Linked DNA regions of Homo sapiens: region 1 is linked to region 2. Evidence: chromatin contacts called from ENCODE POLR2A ChIA-PET data. All regions are on one chromosome and are shown on one strand. Each heading gives the region's core, a stretch centred on a gene start or an enhancer-like site at or near the end of the contact. The rest is flanking DNA. Distances are from core to core; before and after follow the strand shown.

Region 1 (2,700 bases), core at 58-2,557, 1.9 Mb before region 2:
CACTGCCCCTCCCCCGACCTGGGCCCACACTGCTGCCTTCTCCCAGGACGGAGGCTTTTGGACCCTCGGACCCCATCCCACTCAGCCAAGTGTCTTTCTGTGTCTGGGGGGAGGAGGGGATGATATCCGTGTGGTTCGATGTATTATTTTTAAGCTCCGTGAGTGCGTGGGTCAGTGTCTGCATGAAGTGGAATAAACTGCCCACCGCCAGCCCCCCTCTCAGATCCTCTGTCCCTGTGAACCCTGGCCTCAGCCTTGACCTTGGCCCCGCCCCAGATCCCACCTCTGCACCCAGCACCTCCCATGTCACCACCAGGGGTCGCCATGCCTCCTGGCCTTGCCCAGCAGATCAGGGCACAGGGGGACCCAGAGGCACCCAGCCCTGCACGCCTTCCCCTGGCTCTGGGCTCTGCCTTGCCCCTCCCAGGAGGCTGCCACTCCAGCCCCACTCCTGATGTGGCAGGAGCTACGTGGGGCTGCCAGGGGAGGGAGGGATGGTCCTTGGAGCCCAGCTGACCCTGCCTGGTTGTCACTTGAGGCCACTCGGGGAAGGCTGAGCCTGAGGCATTCTAGATGTTGCTCTCACCATCCCTAGTGGGGGCTTTTGGGGTGGCCCAGGCCTTGGCCCCTTGGTTTCCACTCTGATCTGGGGTCCCAGCTCCAGCACTTGGAGGGGGGAGGGGTGCTGGAGCAGCGCTGCAGCCGGAATCCCAACCCTCACTGCACAAAGCTTTACACAGGACCAGGGAGCGCCCATTGCCCCCCACACATCTTGTTTCTTGTGAGCTGCTCCCATCGCGCTCCTCCCTGCCCTGCTTCCCAGTGGCGCTGCACAGAGGTGGGTGGGTCCATGGGGAAACCAAGGCTCGGGTTGGGAATCAGGGAACCCTCACCTTGCTAGGTTCCGCAGGCCTCTGGGGTTAGCAAAGGTCCCCCAGCCCTGCTCTGTGGCCCCTTCTGAGTGGGGGAGATCTGGGTACTGGGAACAGAGCAGAAGCTTTGTCCCGAGGGACCCTGGGGTCCTGGCTGCCCACGGACAGCTGGGGCAGCAGGCTGGTAAGAGACCAGGAGGGCGAGGCCCTGGAGGAGACAGGGCTGTGGAGACTCGGTGCTGATGCCACCCGGAGAGGCAGATGGGGCCCAGCCTGATGCTTCCTGGACCCGCCCCACCCTGCCCGGGCACAGTCCAGGGCTTCCTGCCCTTCGAACCGCACTTGTGATCAGTATTGACGGTGGTGGGATAATCATTAACCACCACCAGGGGCTGGGTCAACGGCTCAAAAGGCCCTGGGCCCAGGGTGTCCCCACTTCCTCCTTGTGCCCCGAAGGCCAGCCCGGCACTCAGGTAAGAGGCTTCCTGAGTGGTAGGACCCCTGCCGCCCTCCCTGTCCTAGGAGGCTCCTGAACCCAGGCACCTCTCTGAAGGGTGGCCAATCCTGAGGAAGAAAGGGACCTGGACAGCCATGGGGTGGCCGGGACGAGCCCCTTCCTCTCTGTGCCTTGGTTTCCACTGTGGGATAAGGGGGCCTTAGCATCAGCGCTCAGAGCTGTGGAGCCAGGATTCCTGATCGGGCGCTGTCTCTGCCAGGCCAGGGCACTTGGACACCACGCTGCAGGAGGCTGGTCTCGCCCAGGCCTCTGTGGGAAGGGCCGCCAGGCTGAGTGGAGGGCCAGCCACCAGCTACGGTGTCTTCCTTCGCAGGTCTGTCCCCCCAGGCAGAAGGATTCCAGCCCAGGGATCCCCCATCCCACCCTGACTGCATCCTGAGAAGGGGGGACGCCACTTCGGGAAGGTTGTTGGGGCAGCACAGGCCCTGGGGCCCTGCTCTGTGACCTTGGGCGGCCCCCTCTGTCTCTCTAGGCCTGTATGCACCACTGGCAAAGGGGGCAGGGCCCAAGTCTACTCTAAAAGCTCCCCTTTCTCTCCAGAAGCTTTGGAGTCTCCCAAAATGCCTGCTGGGTCTCTGCAGGACTGGCACCTGTCACCGGAACCTGTCTGGGAGGGACGAGAACACGCTTTGCAAGAGGAAGCTCTGCCTCACAGAGCCCTGGGCTCACTCAGGGACCCTGGCCAGCAGCTGCTTCCTCTCCCCACAGCGGAGAGAGACCCAAGGGTCCCAGGGCGGATGCTTCCCACCAGGCCAGCCCAGCGTGCAGGGTGGCCTCGTAAGTCCTGATTGACATATGGACAGTGGTTCAGAGAGGTTACGCTACTTGCTCAAGGTCACCCAGCTCCCAGGCCCCTGCTGTCTTCCAGGCCACTGAGGTCCTAAGCGTCCTTCCAGGCGAGCCACTGCTCACAGCCTGTTCCTCATGTTCTGCGGCAGGTTTGTGTATCTACATCTTTTCCAGTTCCCTGTCGTCCCCCTTCCTACACCTCGTCATCCACTATCCCTGTTTGTTTTCTCTGTTCCTTTCTAGTTCTCTACCTGCTCCTCTTATTTTTATTTGAGACAGGGTCTTTCTTTGTCACTGAGGCTGGAGTGCAGTGGCACAATCCCAGCTCACTGGAGCCTCGACCTCCCAGGCTCAAGTGATCCCCCGCCTCAGCCTCTTGAGTAGCTGGGACCACAGGCATGCATCACCACACCAGGCTAATTTTTTATTTTTTGTAGAGATGGGGTCTCACTGTGTTGCCCAGGCTGGTCTTGCACTCCTGGGCTCAAGAGATCCTCCCACCTTGGTCTCCCAAAGTGCTGG
Region 2 (2,725 bases), core at 102-2,601:
TCTTGGCTCACTGCAACCTCTGCCTCCTGGGTTCCAGTGATTCTCCTGCCTCAGCTTCCCAAGTAGCTGGGACTATAGGCGCGTGCCACATGCCTGGCTAATTTTTGTATTTTTAGTAGAGATGGGGTTTCACCATATTGGCCAGGCTGGTCTGGAACTCCTGACCTCGTGACCCACCCACCTTGGCCTCCCAGACTGCTGGGATTACAGGCTTGAGCCACCCCGCCCAGACCTCTAGGTGGCTCTTTAAGGGAGAGGCAATATATTAATAGTACAGTGCCCCCATAGGCTTCGTAGAGAATGTTGGTTCTAAGGGAGGGAATAGGCTTAGGGCCACCCTGCCCCTGCCCTGTGCTTCCTGGCTGGGGGATGGTGAGGAGGTCACTTAATCTCCCTTTGCCTCAGTTCCCTAATTATTAATGCTAGACTAGTCACAGGGCTGCCGTGAGGGTTAAAAGAGCCTAATGTTGGTGGCTAGAAGTTGAGGTCTTAGACTGAAGTCTCTGCTGAGGAAAAGACCAGAAGAACAGATAGGCTCTCAGGTGAGACTGGACATTTTGCTTTGTTTTGATTTGTTTTGTTTGGCTTGTCTGTATTTCCCATGTTTTATGCAGGAAACACACATTATTATATAATTAAAATAATATTCAGAGTGAAAATAAAACAGCAGGGACTACATTTGGTCCCCAGGGGGAAGCGGCTGATCAGGAGAGAAGCCTGTCCATTGAGGGTGGGATGGAAGGGGGCAGTTCACCTGTGTCAGAGACACAGACACGGAGGTCCTGGCTGCCCCAGGGGCCCAGGAGATGGCAGCCCTGCGTCCTCAGGGATAGATGAAAGTGACATTTTCTGTCTGGGTGTGCCCTAACACTTCCTGAGAGGCAAATCCCCTTCCCCTACTCGGGAGGTGCCAGGCAGGGGAGGTAGCACACAGGAGAATGCTGCCTGCTTACGGGCACCAGTGCCTTTCCCATTGGTTGTCCTCAGCATCAAGTCCTCTGAACATCAGTTGAGAGGGACCTTGAACCCTCAGAGGTCAGGCCAGATTCCTTCCCAGAATCTCCCCTCGGTGAGCCTGCCAGGGCTGCTCGCGTTGGGCGGATGTACAAAACGGAGGCACGTCTCAGACTTCCCATTTGGGCCCGTGGTGTCCAGCCAGCAGCCCTGCTAGGCTCAGCCACGCTGCCCCACCCCCAGCGGCCCTCGCTGAGGCAGCCCTTTGAGGAGAGCTGGGCTTGGTGGGTCCACAGCACTCTCCCTGCCAGTGACGTTAATCCGCAAAAGAAAGTCAAACATTAGCCCGGGAAACAGCTTATGCCTTATATAAGCCCCCCTGGGGGAGGCACAAACACAGCTTGTTAGAGCTGAGCTGCCCTACTACAGCAGCTGCCGGCCCCTAGGACAGAGCAGGGACCTCAACTACACTGATCACCAGCCCCATCGGATCCAGACCCGGCCACCAGGTGAGGAGGGATGGAGGGCCTCCCCAGCCCAGGCACCTAGGAATCCCAGGGATCTCCCAAGGCCAGGCTCCACTTGCGACTAGCCAAGCCCCTAGTGCCCTCTGAGACCTGCTTCGGGCTCTTACAGATACTCCAGCATGGTGGGCCCAGCCCCAGGGAACTGCCAGAAGCCAGGAGGCTCTGAGCTTGGGGAGGCCTTTCCCAGCAGACAACCTGAACTCTGCTAACCCTGTGTATCTGCCTGGAGCAACTGGGGACATTCACCACCCACCCTCTAATCTGTCCTTTGTAGCCAACATCCAAGGCTGGGCCCCTTGGTCCCTGCTACGTGTCCTGCACTGCTCCATGCATGCAGCATGTGCAACCAGCCTAGCTGAGCACACACATGCTCGTGTCCGCAGGTGCACACGCTCACAACACATACCCGAGCTCACGCAGCTGTGTCCTTATGCTGCAGCCTAAATGAGCACATACCCATAGATACCTTTGTGTCCACACACCTGGACACACACTTCCACCTTTGATCCCACAGCCCTCCGTGCAGCTGGGCTCTTCCTCAGACATCCACACAAGAATCTGCGGCTCCACATGCCTGAGCTTCCACATCTTTACACACTTACACATGCTCTGCTCCACACACCTGTGCTCGCATATCCACCTGGTTCACCCTCCCACATATCGTTCCATAGACCCACGCACTACCAGGCACAAATATACCTCTCCCTGGCCTATGCCCTGCCCACAGCTCTGGCTCGTCTTGCCCCAGTGCCATGACCTTCTCGGAGATCCTGGACCGTGTGGGAAGCATGGGCCATTTCCAGTTCCTGCATGTAGCCATACTGGGCCTCCCGATCCTCAACATGGCCAACCACAACCTGCTGCAGATCTTCACAGCCGCCACCCCTGTCCACCACTGTCGCCCGCCCCACAATGCCTCCACAGGGCCTTGGGTGCTCCCCATGGGCCCAAATGGGAAGCCTGAGAGGTGCCTCCGTTTTGTACATCCGCCCAATGCCAGCCTGCCCAATGACACCCAGAGGGCCATGGAGCCATGCCTGGATGGCTGGGTCTACAACAGCACCAAGGACTCCATTGTGACAGAGGTATGCCTGGGCAAACCCTCTCCCTCCACTTACCCACGTACCCCCATACCCTGCACCGCTGGTGGGCAGCAGAGGAGGCTGGGGTCTGGTGTTCCCAGGAACTGAGGACAGGTCACTGGGCAGGCAAAGAGGAAGGACCTGAGTGCAGAAGCTCATGCA

What was found. ChIA-PET counts read pairs that join two places held with the same protein, here RNA polymerase II (POLR2A).
Region 1: POLR2A ChIA-PET joins it to region 2 with 10 read pairs in H1. The contact joins the promoter of MIR194-2HG here to the promoter of SLC22A8 in region 2. POLR2A ChIA-PET finds 5 or more read pairs at or near these places in 2 of 52 experiments (H1 and PC-9).

Annotation. Positions count from the first base shown.
Region 1 is chr11:64,892,056-64,894,755 of GRCh38, reverse strand. It overlaps MIR194-2HG (MIR194-2 host gene), which reads left to right and starts at 1,307. Exons shown (of 3, transcript NR_133640.1): 1 at 1,307-1,345; 2 at 1,930-2,166. ATG2A (autophagy related 2A) reads left to right here. Exons shown (of 41, transcript NM_015104.3): 41 at 1-210.
Region 2 is chr11:63,014,467-63,017,191 of GRCh38, reverse strand. SLC22A8 (solute carrier family 22 member 8) reads left to right here and starts at 1,351. Exons shown (of 11, transcript NM_004254.4): 1 at 1,351-1,463; 2 at 2,209-2,566. The coding sequence starts at 2,234. RefSeq lists an enhancer at 1,492-2,346.